Regions from separate parts of the Homo sapiens genome. Here region 1 is linked to region 2. Evidence: read pairs that join two places in POLR2A ChIA-PET (ENCODE). Cell type or tissue: HepG2. All regions are shown on one strand.

Region 1 (8,000 bases), 100 kb after region 2:
TTCAAAAGGTTATATTGGTTGTGATTTTTGTGACATGACTATAAATACTTTGACAATTTTCCTGTCAAGTAATATCCCCTCCCTTTGAAGTTTGGCAAACCTTGTAGCTGTCTCAACAGAAACGATATAGTGGAAATAATGCAGCTTATCTTACAAAGTTCTGTTGGAAACACAAAGTGTTCTCTCTCTCTTTCTCCCTCTCTCTTTGGATCTTTTGTTTGTATGTTTCTTTTTCTCTCTACACCTCCTCAACTCCATCTGTAGTCCCCGTAATAAATGACAATTTGGTAGAGAGACACAGATATATGCCCAAGAAATCCTGGTAGCCCACTAGCACTTTGAGCCCTTCAACTTGAATCATTAAGTATGTAAGTGAATGATCTTCAGATAATTATAGACCGAGGCACCGTAGGAAAGTAGCTACCTAAGAAACTCTGTGGAAGGAACACATAATTGAGCTCAACCAACACCCAAACTCTGAGCGATGATAATAAAATGATTACAGTTGTTTTAAGGCCTGACATTTGGAAACAATTTGTCATGCAGTGATATATAACTGGAATAATAAATCTACATATTTTAAATTATACATTTGTAATAAAATTACAATTAATATATAGCTACATGAGTGGAAAATAGGGAATATTATATTTTGAAAATATCTGTACCTCAAATAGAAGACTCAGCATAACATGGTGGTTAAGAGCTGGCACTCTGGATCCAGATGCCCTTCATTCAAGTCTCTGAGAAACCACTACATAATGATGTGGGGTTGGACAAGTTACTTGGACTTTATTTGCTTCAACTTCCTCACCAATGAAATGGCATTGGTGGTCATAGTATTATCAACCTCATGGGGTTGCTGAAAGGATGAATTCATTAATATTTCAAGCACAAAAAACAATTGTATATACAGCAAAGTAAAATTTTTTTGTAACATTGAATGTGGCAAAGTTTTTAGATATGACACCAGGAGCAGGAGCAACCAAAATAAAATTGATAAATTAGGTTTCATCAAATTAAAATTTTTCACACATCAAAGAACACCTTCAATAAAGTCAAAAGAGAAACCAGAGTTTGAAGTATCTATTTGCAAGTTACATACCTGATAAGTGACTTACTTATATAAAAAAAAATAAAGAAAGCTTACAGCTCAATGTTAAAAAGACAAATAACATAATCAAAAAATGTTTAAAAATCTAAACAGGAATTTTACCAGGGAATATGCAAATGTCCAATAAGATCATGAAAAAAATGTTTTATGTTGGATTACATAGTTAAGAGAAATATATAACATCTTCCCAATCACAAGTAACTTTTCCTTTGTGCTCATAGTCAGGGAAATAAATTCTCATGGCTAAACAGAAAAGCTGCCTGGAATAAATACAAGTGATTTAGCAGAGCTGTAACAATATAAAATTAAAGATAAGTAAACAAATAACACTAGTCTTCCTAAGAATCCATACTAGGGATTAAAATATTATAAATGAAGAGTCTGGTTTCCATATTTTTTAACAGTATCTTTCCCACTACTCTGTAAAGATGCTATTTTAATTCTTATTATATATACTAAGTCAAACACACATGAAGGAAGAGAAAGACCCTCTCATATTATTTTATATTGTTTTATCCTCAGTACCTGTTTTAAGAAAAAAACAAATAAGTGAAATCAAAGATAGGCAGCCCGGCGCCAGGCCCAAAACCAGCCCTGGGCCTGCCTGGCCTAAACCTAGTAGTTAAAAATCAACTCATAACTTAGAAACCGATGTTACTCATAGATTCCAGACATTATATAGAAGAACATTGTGAAACTCCCTGCCCTGTTCTGTTTCTCTCTGACCACCGGTGCATGCAGCCCCTGTCAAGTACCGCCTGCTTGCTCAAATCAATCACGACCCTTTCATGTGAAATCTTTAGTGTTGTGAGCCCTTAAAAGGGACAGAAATTGTGCATTTGGGGAGCTTGGATTTTAAGGCAGTAGCTTGCTGATGCTCCCAGCTGAATAAGTCCCTTCTTTCTACAACTCGGTGTCTTGAGTTTTGTCTGCGGCTCCTCCTGTTACATTTCTTGGCTCCCTGACCGGGAAGCAACGTGACTGACAGACAGCTGAGGCAGCCCCTTAGGCAACTTAAGCCTGCCTTGTGGAGTGCCCCTGTGGGGGACTCCAGCCAGCCTGAGTGACATGATCCAAAGAGCCCTCCTGGGTAGGAAATTGCCCCGGTGGAATCCCTCACCAGAGAAGCAGGTAGCAGGCCCTCGCAGAGGATTAACACAGTGGCTGAACACCAGGAAGGAACTGGCACTTGGAGTCCAGACATCTAAAATTTGGTAAGACTAGTCTTTGGAACTTGCCCCACTCCACCTGAGTGGAAGTGTGGCCTGATCACCCACGGTGTGCCTGTATTGGCACCTTTGTTCTGGTTTTGACTCGGCTTGACTTGGTAGGACTAGTCTTTTGAACTTGCCCCACTCCACCTAAGTGGAAGCGTGGCCTGATCAACCCAAGGTGTGCCCTTATTGGCACCTTTGTTCTGGTTTTGACTTGACTTGAATTGCTGGATACTTTGGTTTCGGTTTTTGGCCTGGCTTGAATTTCTGGGTATGCTGATTTTGGTTTTGATTTTGGTTTGGTATAAACTGCAAAAGTGTGTGTGTGCCCTTTTACCTGTTCTTTGTTTTGTGGTGTGTGTGTGGTGTGAGCGTGGTGTTTTGCCTCGAAAAAACATGGATCAGGTGCAAAGTAAGCCCACCCCACTGAGAACTATGTTAAAGAATTTCAAGAAAGGATTTAATGGAGACTATGGAGTCACTATGACTCCAGGAAAACTTAGAGCTTTGTGTGAAATAGACTGGCCAGCATTAGAGGTAGGTTGGACATCAGAAGGAAGCCTGGACAGGTCCCTTGTTTCAAAGGTATGACACAAAGTAACCTGTAAACCAAGGCACCAAGACCAGTTTCCATACATAGACAGTTACAGCTGTCTTTAGACCCCTTCCCCCCCAACAGTAGTTAAGAGAACAGCAGCATAAGCAGCTGGCAGAGGCAAGGAAAGACCAGCAGAGAGAAAAAAAAGGCCATCTATACCAATTCTAAGTTAATTTAGACTAAACAAGGTCTTATTAATAGCAAAGGATAATTGAAATCCCAAACTTACAAGGTTTTCAACAAAAGTGAAGTTTGCTAAAAGTTAACAGTGTAACACATATTATGGTAAATTCTAATCTTGTGGCCTTAGACAGTCTAGTCCAAAGACATCAAAAAAGTTTGCTTAAAAAAAAAGAAATGGTTATCTTCAAAAAAAAAAAAAAAAAAAAAAAGAAGGGGAGGCAAAATTTACGTAAAAAGAGTGTTATATGGTAAATTCTTGTTCTGAAATAAATTGGTTGTTTCAAGAAAAAAATGTTTGTAATAAGTCAAAAAGTTGAGACATGTTGAAGAATTGTCAGTGGAAGTCGTGAAAAAAAGTTATAAAAATTTATGCAAAAAGGTTTTATAATTTAAAAGTAATTTGGCCTCTTGAGTACTATTGAAGAAACAGTTTATGTGCAAAGTGTATAAAAAAGTAAAACATACCTTTGGTAAAAAGATTATAAGGAGGCATAAAAATGTGGATTTTTACCTACATTAAAAGGTTAAAAAAATTATTGTTTTAAAAGTTTAAGCAAGTTTTAAAACATTAATTGTAAAGAAAAGTCTGTGTGTAAACATATTAGCTAAAGTTAAAAAGATATCATCCAGTTTTTCTGCGAACTAGACATAAAAGTAAAAATGCAACAGGTTTTTTTTCTTAAAGCATCAACCTGCTCTTTAACAAAAATTATAAAAGGTTAAAAAGAGTCTATAAAATCTTACCTTATGGTCAAACATGAAAAATTAGATAAATATGTCTTCAAGGTTTTATTAAAATTAAGTTTAATATTAATAGCATACTAATATAAAGGTAAAATTTAGCTTATCTGGTATAAAAATCATACAAGAAGCATTATTAAATATGAAATGGTGTTTAGCTTTCTTTGGTCTAAAAACTAATACAAATTGGTGCTAAAGGAAACATTCATTTTACTAGAAGATCACAGAAGTTAAAGACTTAAAAAAAACTTTGGCAATTAAGACAGCATACCAAGATGCAAATGCCTGGTTGAAATAGATCAAATATTCCATCTGCACGTTAAACAAAAGCAATTGTTATGCTTGTGCACATGGCAGGCCAGAGGCCCTAATTGTCCCCTTTCCACTACAGTGGTCCTCCAGTTGACCAGGCGTAGGCTGCATGGTAACTCTTTTCCAGGATTCTACAGCCTGGAGTAATAAGTCATGCCAAGCTCTCTCTGCTATATCCTGAAGTCCCTGTGGGTCAGCCTCCGAGGGCCATCCAGCTTCCATCTCCCAACACTAAGTTCACTTCGTGTCTCTCACAGCAGGGAGGAGACAGCATTCCTTAGAGACCTGAAAGGATGCAGTGAGCTTAAGAATTTTCGAAAGGTTATCAATCAGTCAGCCGTTGTTCATCCCCGAGCAGATGTGTGGTGGTATTGTGGTGGACCTTTACTAGGTACTCTGCTGAATAAGTAGAGTGGCACTTGTGCTTTAGTCCATTTGGCTATCCCTTTCATCCTGGCATTTCATCAACCAGAGGAAGAAAAGAAAATAATAAGATATCATAAAGCGAGAGAAGCCCCTTATAGGTCTTCCAACTCTCATATCTATTTAGATGCAATTAGAGCCCCGCAAGGAATACCAGATCAATTTAAAGCTTGAAATCAAATAGCTACAGGATTTAAGTCAATATTTTGGTAGATGACAGTGAATAAAAATGTAGATTAGATAAACTACATCTATTACAACCAACAGCAAAGAGCTTTTCATGAGTTAAAAAAAAAAAAACTCATGTCGGCCCCAGCCCTGAGGTTACCTGACCTGACTCTGTGAAGTCTGTGTGTCAGAAAAGAAAAAAATGGCAGTTGGAGTTTTAACTCAGACTGTGGGGCACTGGCCAAGGCCAGTGGCCTATCTCTCAAAACAAAAAGACAGGGTTTCCAAAGGCTGGCCCCCATGTCCAAGGGCCCTGGCAGCAATGGCCCTGTTACCACAAGAAGCAGATAAGCTAACTCTTAGACAAAACCTAAACATAAAGTCTCCCCATGCTGTGGTGATTTTAATAAATACTAAAGGACACCATTAGCTAATAAATGTTACACTAAGTAGATACCAAAGCTTGCTCTGTGAAAATCCCCACATAACCATTGAAGTTTGCAACACCCTAACCCTGCCACCTTACTCCTGGTATCAGAGAGCCTAGTTAAACATAACTGTTTAGAGGTGCTGGACTCAGTTTATTCTAGTAGGCCCAACCTCCGAGACAATCCTTAACCATCAGTAGACTAGGAGTTGTATGTAGATAGGAGCAGCGTCACCAACCCCTGCAAAGTGACTCTGAAGAAGACTACAAGCCCTGCTCCAGTCACACCCAGAAGCTGACTGGTCCACGCACGGCTGAAGCATGAGGAAACTCATCGCAGGACTCATTTTCCTTAAAATTTGGACTTGTACATTAAGGACTTCAGCTGAACTTCCTCAGACTGAGGGCTGTTCCCAGTATATACATCAAGTCACTGAGGTAGGAAAAAAGATTGCTACAGTCCTATTATTTTATAGTTATTATGAATGCCTAGGAACTCCAAAAGGAACTTGTTTGTACAATAACACTCAGTACAAAGTATGTAATCCAGGAAGTGACCAGCCTGATGCGTGTTATGACTCACTGTAAGCCTCCCATGATTAAGGACTGATCCTTTTCTAAGTGACAGAAGTAAAGTAATAGCTAAAAAAAAAAAAAAAAAAAAAAAAAAAAGAAAGGTCCCCAAAAACGTAATCTTAAAATTTGGCACTTGTGCTGCTATTAATAGTAAGCAGCATGAGATAAGATGTGGTTCTCTAAATTGAAAAACTAGTTACACAGTAAAAAAATAAGTATATCTGTCAAGAATCATATTTTTGTGAGATGTGTTAATACTGGTCTTGTGTCATTTAGACTACTTAAAAAAAGATAAAAAGGATCCTGTTTGACTCCAAAAAAAAAAAAAGGTCAGCCCCTCCCCTCCTGCATGAGTAGGAGCTGCAACCTTTTAAAATTGATAATCACAAACCCCTCAGACCCAAAGTAAAATAAAGAAAAATATGTAACATTAGACATTAACAGAAAAAGACTAGATCCTAGTGTAAGCATCCTAATAAAAGAAGAAGTTCAAGAACACTATCCAGAACCAGTATTTCAGACTTTCTATGATGAACTAAATGTGCCAGTACCCGAGATTCCAGGAAAAACTAAAAATTTGTTTTTGCAATTAGCCGAACACATAGCCCAGTCTCTACAAGTCACTTCACGTTATGTTTGTGGAAAAACCGTAACAGGAGATCAATGGCCATGGGAAGCCCCAGAATTAGTTCCTAAAGACCCAGTTCCTGATGAATTCCCAGACCAAAAGAATCACCCTGATCATCTCTAGGTTCTAAAAGTCTCAATTATTAGACAGTATTGCATATCTAAAGAAAGAAAAGGATTCGCTCATCCTGTAAGGCAGCTTAGCTGTCTTAGACAAAAGCTCTATAATAGTACCACAAAAACAGTTACATGGTGGAGTTCCAATTACACAGAAAGAAATCCATTCAGTAAATTTCCAAAGTTGCATACTGTTTAGGCCCACCCAGAATTCTACCAGGACTGGATGGTCCCCACCAGGTTATACTAGATATGTAGACACAGAGCTTATGCTAAGCTGCCTGATCAGTGGAGAGGTAGCTGTGCAATTGGCACCATTAAGCCTTCTTTCTTCTTACTGCCCATAAAAACAGGTAAACTTCTAGGCTTCCCAGTCTATGCTTCCCACAAAAAAGGAAGCACAGCCATAGGTGATTAAAAAGATAATAAATGGCCCCCTGAAAAAATCATACAATACTATGGACCTGCCACTTGGGCACAAGATGGCTCATGAAGATACTAGACCCCCATCTAAATGCTCAACCGAATCATACGGTTACAAGCTGTTTTAGAAATTATTACTAATAAAACCGATCAAGCCTTGACTGTTCTTGCCCGTCAAGAGACTCTGATGAGAAATGCGATCTATCAAAATAGACTAGTTCTCGACTACTTGCTAGCAGCTGAAAGAAAAGTTTGTAGAAAATTTAACCTTACTAATTGTTGTCTACACATAGATGATCAAGGACAAGTAGTTGAGGATATAGTTAAAGACATAACAAAACTGGCACATGTACCCATGCAAGTGTGGCACGGACACAATCTGGAAGCCATGTTTAAAAATTAGTTCCCAGCAATAGGAAGATTTAAAACTCTTATAATAAGAGTAATAATAGTAATTAAGAACCTACTTACCGCTCCTTTGTTTCCTACCTGTACTTCTTCAAATGATAAAAAGCTTCATCGCTACCTTAGTTCACCAAAGTGCTTCAGCACAAGTGTACTATATAAATCACTATCAATCTGTTGCACAAAAAGACATAAGTAACAAAAATAAGAGTGAGAACTCCCGCTAATAAAAAGTGAGAGTCTCAAAAGGGGGGAATGAAGGAAGAGAAAGACCCTCTCATATTATTTTATATTGTTTTATCCTCAGTACCTGTTTTAAGAAAAAAACAAATAAGTGAAATCAAAGACAGGCAGCCCAGCACCATGCCCAAAACCAGCCCTGGGCCTGCCTGGCTTAAACCTAGTAGTTAAAAATCAACTCATGACTTAGAAACTGATGTTATTCATAAATTCCAGACATTGTATAGAAGAACATGGTGAAACTCCCTGCCCTGTTCTGTTTCTCTCTGACCACCAGTGCGTGCAGCCCCTGTCATGCACCACCTGCTTGCTCAAATCAATCATGAACTTTTCATGTGAAATCTTCAGTGTTGTGAGCCCTTAAAAGGGACAGAAATTGTGTATTTGGGGAGCTCAGATTTTAAGGCAGTAGCTTGCTGATGCTCCCAGCTG
Region 2 (8,000 bases):
CACTGCAGCTAGCTAGCTAATTTGATTTTCTCTCCAGACAACTAAAATTTTCTCCATATCAGCACTGATAATGGTTATTTGTTCTTATCATTTGTATGTACACTGGAGTAGCACTTTTAATTTCCTCCAAAAACTTTTCCTTTGCACTCACATCTTGTTTAACTGTTTGGTGCAATGGTGTAGTTTTTGGCCTGTCCCAGGCTTTTTTTGTTGCTACAAAGGAACAACTGAGGCTGTCTAATTTGTAAAAGAAAAAGGTTTTTATTTGGCTCACAATTCTTCATGGTATACAAGAGGCATGGCACCAACATCTGTGTCTGGTGAAGACCTCTGGTTTCCTCCACTCATTGAAGAAGATGTTGGGAGCCAGCAAGTGCAGGGATCAGATAATGAGAGATATGCAAGAGAAAGAAGGTGGATGTTCCTGGCTCTTTTTAATAATTATCTCTCCTGGGACCTAATAGAGTGAGAACGAACTCACCCATTTCCCCAGGGAGAGCATTAATGTACTCATAAGGAATCTACCCTCATGACCCTAACACTTCCCATCAAGCCCCACCTCCAATATTGGTGATCAAATTTCAACACAGGATTTTGTAGGGTCAAGCAAACCATATCTAAACTATAGTACTCATTAAACTTATTCCTTTATATTTTTGGTTTAAATTGAGAGACCTGCTACTTTTCTTTTCACTGGAACATTTAGAAGTCATTGTATGTTATATTACTGTGTCTCAGGGAATAGGGAGGCCTAAGAAGAAGTGGGATGGGGAAACGAATCAGCGGAGCAGTTAGTACATGCACAACATTTATAATTAAGTTTGCTGTCTTATATTGTAACACATCAAGGTGCCCCCAAGCTAATAAACGTGTAACCATCAAGGAACACTGATCCCAGATCACCGTAACAGATATAACAATGAAAAATTTGAAAAAGCATGATAAATGCCAATATGTGATAGAGTCAAAAGTACACACTTGCTGTTGGAAATATTACGCCAAATTGATTAGCTTGACTCAAGGTTTTCAAAAACCTTTAATTTGTAAATTGCAATTTTTGTGAAGGACAATAAAGCAATGTATAATAAAATGAAATACACCTGTGCGTAAGCACTTATGGAAATAAATCCTTGAATTGAAATTGACTGATATCCCTTTTCCTATAGTTGTTTGAATATATACTCTTGATTTAGACTCACAATAGATAATTCTATAAAATATATAATAATCAATAATTTAGTAAGTTGGAGCTACATAATAAATATAGTTATTAAATGAATTTCTTATATATCAAGCTGCTCCATGATTTTTAAAGAATTGTTGGGGAATTTCTGAATGCATGGCCAGAACCCACTTTTGTTTATTGGAAAATGCTCTTTCACCCCTTTGATAACACTTTTGTTTTATTTTAAATTTCAATCTTGTCAGGGGGCTTTTACTATAATCCTATTTTACCAAAATTTGCCAGTGACCTCTATATAGCTGTACCCCTTTAAATTAATATCTGAATGTAGACTTGAGGCCAAGAGATTTGTATTGTTTACCTAGATCCATAAAGCCTGGTAGGCTATCTGCAGCTAGGCACAGCTTACTGAATGGAAAATTATTTAAAGCAAATCAATACATGTAAATTCAAATCATGTCTAAGGCTAAGGACATTTGAACTGGGATCCTCTGAATATTAGTTCTGTGAAACAGTCTATGCATAAGAATTCGTTGGAATACATTAAACAATATTTTAGTGTCGAATATAATTGTACCTTTTTTCATGTTTCTACATAATTCTCAAACATATTTGGATAAAAACATGTCTTGCATTGACCAGCTCTGATCACAACTATATGAAAATTGCAAAGCAAAACAACTTTTTATCAGTAAAGCAAGGAAATAAAAATAAGTCAAGTAGGTGTATATCAGTAAAGTAAAAATTCTACTATCTTATGCCCCACAAGACCGTAAGTCTTTTAACTTTTTATAATATTTTTTCAAGTTTTTGTGAAGTAATCACCTAAGAAATTAAAGAATTCTAGAAAATGTTCAATTTAATGACTCTTGAAAAATTAATTCAAAGAAGACCTTCTGAAGATTTTCTTAAATACATGATGAGAGAGAAAATAATGATTAGCATTTTATTTCAATAGAAATTCTATAAAATTCAGACTAACAATCAGTGATTCTCAAAAATATGTGATGTTGATTTGCGCTATTTGGAGGAAATACAAAATATAATCTCTTAGTTATTGATGATCATTTTTAAGTATATTACTGGTATTAAGAAAGTAGGTTATCTTACGCTTAGAACAAATACACTTTCTTTATGAAAAACAGCTACAACATTTTCTAAAAAAACTCATTGACCTGCATATATATGTCATAGACAATGTATGACAATTTTTAAAAATATTTCTTTTGATAACTAAATTAAAAATAAAACAAAAGTGTCTTACCTAATGCCTTACTATAAAACTCTTCCCAAAAATGATAGTCGTAATCCTGAATCCAGAAGTGGAACAAAACTGAAAGCATTGAATTTTTTACTCTTTCCAGAAAGGTCATTCTGTCTGTTAGTCCTGTCATAGGCACAGGTACATAGGAAAGTGGAGCTGGAAGTTTCCCACAGCTTCGCTCCATATTGCCTCCTACAGAAATTCTAAGTGTGAGCACAAAAGGGACTGCAAGCAACTCAGCCATCAGGTCTCCACAGGGAATCACAGGGTCTATAAGCATTACATCGTAGTTGGTTTCCTGTAGCTTCTTCATAAGCGTCTGATTGTAGATAAAGCTCTCACACATCATTTTTAAAGTTCCTCTTATTTCAACAAAAAAATCATTTAATTTTATAACTGATTGCCAGGTTGATAAGCCTGGCAAGACATTCAGAGCTAGGTCAACAAATATTTCATTTTCTTCTGTTCTGTCCTGTGGCATATGGACCACCTCAAATTTCAATGCAGAAGGCTTCCTGTAGTCAATTAACGAAGGCTTTGAGTGAGTCAATACTGTTACCTCATGGCCTCTCACTATGAGCTCTTCTAGAATGACCTTGACATTAAGCCAATGGCTCATGTCACAGGGCCACACCAGGACTTTCCCACAGAATCCACAGCCAACACAGAAGAGCTGCAGGAGCAGAAATACCAAAGCTGACTTGTCAGACCTCATGATGGCAGTTCCCTCACACACTGATCTGCAATGGTTTTGTAGTTACTAAGCAAGGAGTTGAAATGACAATATAAGCACAGAAGTTAAAAATTAATATTTTAAGAGTAAAGTTCACTGGTGGTTGCCAGTTTAACATGTACTGAAGGTATCAAAAAAATGCAATGTATCAGGGAAAAGTTGTTCCAACCCTCTAGAACTTAGAAATAAAATACATAAATATACTTTTATTACCTGGATTGATGATAAAGAAAAAAATTTTTCAAGTCTTTAGATTTAATAATTCATGTGCAGAAACATGCACACAATCACACTTACATTCATTCCACACTAAGTCCAAGGCATCAGATGGTTTAGGACAGCACATGTTTCACATCCCTTGCTCACAAGGACAATACAAAGGTTTACTGAGAATATACTTAGAGAGTTTGGGTAACTATTTTGACTAATTTTATATAATAAGTACAAAGTGTTCAGTATTTCAGAGGGGAAAATGCACAATTGCTTTAATATGAAATAATAAAAGCTTTAATAAGGCATTTGACTTAGGAGGTGAGATGAAAGCTTTGATAGGATTTACTGTTGCCAAAGGAAGCATTTCACAATCGATAGAAGCATACAAAAGTATAGGATATTTGAAAATCATTCCAGTGAGTAGTGGTCACAGAGAAAGTTCAGAGCAGGACGTTACAGAAGAAAGTTAGTTTGAAATTGGAGAACATAATTTTAAATAAAAAATTATGAGTTTGAATCATAATTTATAGGCAAATAATTATTTACTCAAGTTTTAAAGGATAGTCACAAGATCAACCTTTTCTTTAGCAAGAAACTCTTGCATCTCAACACAGAGTGGTATGTAAAGGTAAGAGTTTAAAACAGGGAAAACGATAAAAATTATATATTAGTTACTGAGACATGTCAACCTAATAGAATGAAACATAAATTGTTAATAGTTAAATGCAAGAAATTAATTTAAAATTTGAATTTACTGATAATATCTGAGATAGGAAAAAATGTGTAGGAGAAAAGACATGGTTGTGGTTTCTGTCTTAATAAGCAGAAGTTTGATAATGACATTAGGTAAAATATTATGCACAAAACTTAGAGCAGTTTTCAGAATCAATATCATCTAACTGGGTTATTTTTCCTGTAGTTACTGTTCAAATTTTCAACAACTGTATGTAGATGTGAACAAAAAATAAAATTTTAGGAATCCCCAACCATCTAAACGGACCCTTACTCTCAGCAAAGAGCATTTCAAAGTTAATCTCAAAAACTAGTTGAGGCAATGATGAGAAGTGGGGTGGTGGGATAGGATATGCCTCATTATACCCTCCCCCCTTTCTGAATTCAGGAAAAACTCACTAGCACTACCATCAACGCAGACTTTAAAACCAATAGAACAGACTCACTAATTTTGATAAGAAACATTTACAATCTATTCTCTCTGAAGCCTGTTGCTTGACAGCTTTATCTGCATGATAACACCTTGGTATTAACAGCCCTTTATCTTAACCCAGACATTCTTGTCTGTTAATTCTATAACTTAGACAACAATATAACTCAACCAATTGCCAATAGAAAATCCTTGAATTTGCCTATGACCTGGAAGCCCCACTCCCAGTTGTCCTGCCTATCCAGACCAAGTCAATATATAACCTACATGTATGGATTGATGTCTAATGTCACTCTAAATTGCATTAAAACTGTGTAGCCTGAGCACCATGATGACATGTTCTTAGGGTCTCTGGAGGGATAAATCACAGGCCATTACTGACTCATATTTGGCTCAGAATAAACCTCTTTAAATATTTTAAAGTGTTCGACTCTTTTCATCAATAACAACTTGACACTTGAACATGTGGGGCCTCAGACAAAACTCAGGACACCATAAAACTTGCCTGAACTTGAAGCTAAGGTAGCAACAGAGGCCCACTGAATGCCTCTCCAATTTTGAGCTTCTTCTCCAGTGGAACTGGTATGTCCTCTTGAGTCCTGGATCTCCTTTCGGTATATAGTCCTTGATTTATTCTGAACATTTTTTCTTTTTTTTCTCCTTGGAGGTTGTCTTTTAGAATCCTAATTATACTTCAGGAGTTCATTCTAAAGGGTCCTCTCCATTGCCTTTTTTCCCAAATATAAGCTCAAAAGGCTTCTCTGCACTTTTGTATGAGAAGCTGAACTATTATTTTCACAGATAAATGAGAGACCAGAGACTGAGCTCCTCAGCTCTGAAGAGAAAGGGCATTTTACTCCTCCCAGCCAAGGGGGCCCACTTGGAATGTCTGGGATGTTAAAACTTCATGATGTATAGTGGCCAAACAGAGAACCCCTGCCAACACAACGAGTTTAAAAAAGCTCATCTAGAAAATGCATGTAAGAGCTGATCACTCAGTGTTTTGAGCCCTCATGGAGGTGATAGCTGTCTGGAGAGAGAAACTAATGAGAGAAAAGAAAATAAGGAACCAGTTAGGCAAATAGTTTGGACAAGTTTCTTGGTAGAAGTCCTCCCCCAAAAAATAACAGTGTGGAAGAAATCAAGCTGCAAGCGCAGATAAGGAAGCAAAGTCCAAAGCCTTTGTCTTCTGTGCAACAAGTGAGCTCTGCCTGTACATGGTGGCCTTCAGTGATCACATACCTTTTATTTTCAGGCATACTCGTATAAAGGAACTTGCACAGAGTGCTTGTCTAAGACAGACCTGTAGCTGTATACATAAAGAAAGTTACACAGAACCAGACACATCCGCAGTGACACATACCAAATAAGCAAAATAAAACAACATGCACTAAGTCAGGCTAAGGACCTGCGTGCACACTAGAGGGAAGAAGTGGAGCTAACGATAATTTGTATATATGCAAAGAAGACATCCAATCCTAACCAGTTTTTCATGTCTTACACAAATGAAACACTCTGCCCCATTAGCTTTCTTTCTTCCTTTTTTTTTTTATAAGAGTCTTTGCATTCAACTGTGAAAGGACAACCCTTTCCAGAACTCCTGGTAATACCTCAAACAACAAAACTGCTCCAGTGACCCTAGTCTGCTTTACTGTAAAAAGTAAAGTAGAGGTGCCTCTTCAAAGACTTTCCTCCTCATCTAATTGAGAATAAATAGTAACTTGTCTTAGAAGCAAAATTTATTCAAAGACCTGTGCTAACATTCTTAAATATTCACTAGCCGTAATAAAGAAATCAATGTACTTTATGTTCTTAGCTCCCACAATTTAGCCTAAATATTTGCCCTGGCATGCTTGCACTGGTCCAAGAAAGCGTTAGGTCATAGACTTGTCCTATTGCTTATTTGAAGGTGTTTTTACCTTTCTCAGCATTCCACAAGTTACTTCCACCTTCCTTTGTTCTCCTCTGCCTTTGCCTCTTTTAAAAAGTTCTAAGTTGCTAGCCAATCAGGACAAACACAGAATATGAGGTCCTATTCCTTCCAGTAGAAACAGGACACAGCAGTAAGGTGGATGCATCAAGTTATAAATGACCCTGTATCCTCTGTTTGGTGTACTTTCATGACTAAACTGCTGGTGAGTGCACCCTTTTTGCAGAAAGGAAAAAAAAAAGAAAAAAAAATGGTCTTGCTGAAGAAATTAAATTTATGTTCGAGTGCTATTTCTTTTCTTTACGGCACTGAAGAACAAGCATTTCAAAGATTCACTAAGACATGTAAGAAGGCAGAAACAACTCAACGTTAAAACATGTGGAGTCTCACTTACAATCAGCACGCATTGATGCACCACACAAAAAACCCTAGGACACAGTTTGGTTCCTCCTTTTAAGAAAAAAAGTGGGAAAATATATAAGAATGAGGAAAGACAAGGACAAAACTCTTTTGGGGCAATTTTTTGGTTTCATGCGGCTCCCATTTGCAAGCATGTGTGTAAAACGGAGAAGTTTGGGGGCCTTCCCCATCTAATGATTTAGGACCACCCCCTTAGTGCTGTCTTATCATAGTGTTTTCAGAAGATCTGGTTGTTTAAAAGTGTGTAGCGCTCCCCCCAACTTCCTCCTGCTCCAGTCAGGCAGGACATGTTGGCTTCCCCTTCACCTTCTCATAATTATAAGTTTCCTGAGGTCTCCTCAGCCATAGTACCTATACAGCCTGGGGAACTGTGAGTAATTTAAACCCCTTTTTTTCATAAATTACCCAATCTTGAGTAGTTCTTTATAGCAATATGAGAACAAATGTGAGAACAAAGTAATACAGAAGATGTGAGAACAATGTGACAGCAAACTAATACAGAAAACTAGAGAGGTGTGGCATTGTTATAAAGATACCTGAAGATGTGGAAGCAACTTTGGAGCTTGGTAATGGGCAGAGGTTGAAACAGTTTGGAAGGCTCAGAAAAAGACAGGAAGATGAGGAAAAGACAGGCAGATCCACAGGGCCAGAGCTGCCCAAAGCCTTGAGAGCCCTCCCGTTGCACTGGTGTGCCATAGATGTGAGACATAGAGTCAAAGGAAATTATTTTGGAGCTTTAAGATTTAATGAGGGCCCTGCTGGGTTTAGGAGTTGCCTGGGGCCTGGAGCCCCTTGATTCTGGTCAACATTTTCCTTTTAAAATGGGAACATTCACTCAGTTGCTGTATCCCCACTGGATCTTGGAAGTAACTCTCTTGTTTTTTATTCTCCAAGCTCATAAGTGGAAGGGACTTGCCTTGTCTCAGATGAGACCTACTATTTGGACATTTTGGGTAATGCTGGAATGTGTTAAGACTTTGGGAGTCTGTGGAGAAGGCATGATTTTGTTTTAAAATGTGAGAAGGACATGAGATTTGGGAGGGTTCAGGGCTAGAATGATACAGTTTGGCTCTATGTTCCCACCCAAATCTCATG

Evidence for each region. ChIA-PET counts read pairs that join two places held together with the same protein. Peaks named below come from ENCODE experiments on the same cell type or tissue, not always from the same donor. Only the 100,000 strongest peaks of a DNase experiment are listed, where the experiment ranks them.
Region 1: POLR2A ChIA-PET joins it to region 2 with 19 read pairs; 3 of 35 experiments call an interaction of 5 or more read pairs at or near these places.

The regions. Positions count from the first base shown.
Region 1 is chr4:69,049,275-69,057,274 of GRCh38, forward strand. LOC105377265 (a long non-coding RNA gene) reads right to left here. Exons shown (of 5, transcript XR_001741714.2): 2 at 7,395-7,502; 3 at 669-862. It also overlaps a transcript of UGT2B7 not described here. Among named protein-coding and RNA genes, the nearest start is that of UGT2B7, 43 kb to the right of the region's middle. RefSeq lists silencers at 5,224-5,424, 5,773-5,822. In HepG2, no CTCF peak of the experiment used is centred here; a DNase peak (open chromatin) is centred at 5,747; H3K4me3 peaks cover 5,278 bases.
Region 2 is chr4:68,948,599-68,956,598 of GRCh38, forward strand. It overlaps UGT2A3 (UDP glucuronosyltransferase family 2 member A3), which reads right to left and starts at 3,206. Exons shown (of 6, transcript NM_024743.4): 1 at 2,448-3,206. The coding sequence starts at 3,162. In HepG2, no CTCF peak of the experiment used is centred here; DNase peaks (open chromatin) are centred at 2,683, 3,093, 3,743 and 5,763; H3K4me3 peaks cover 2,945 bases.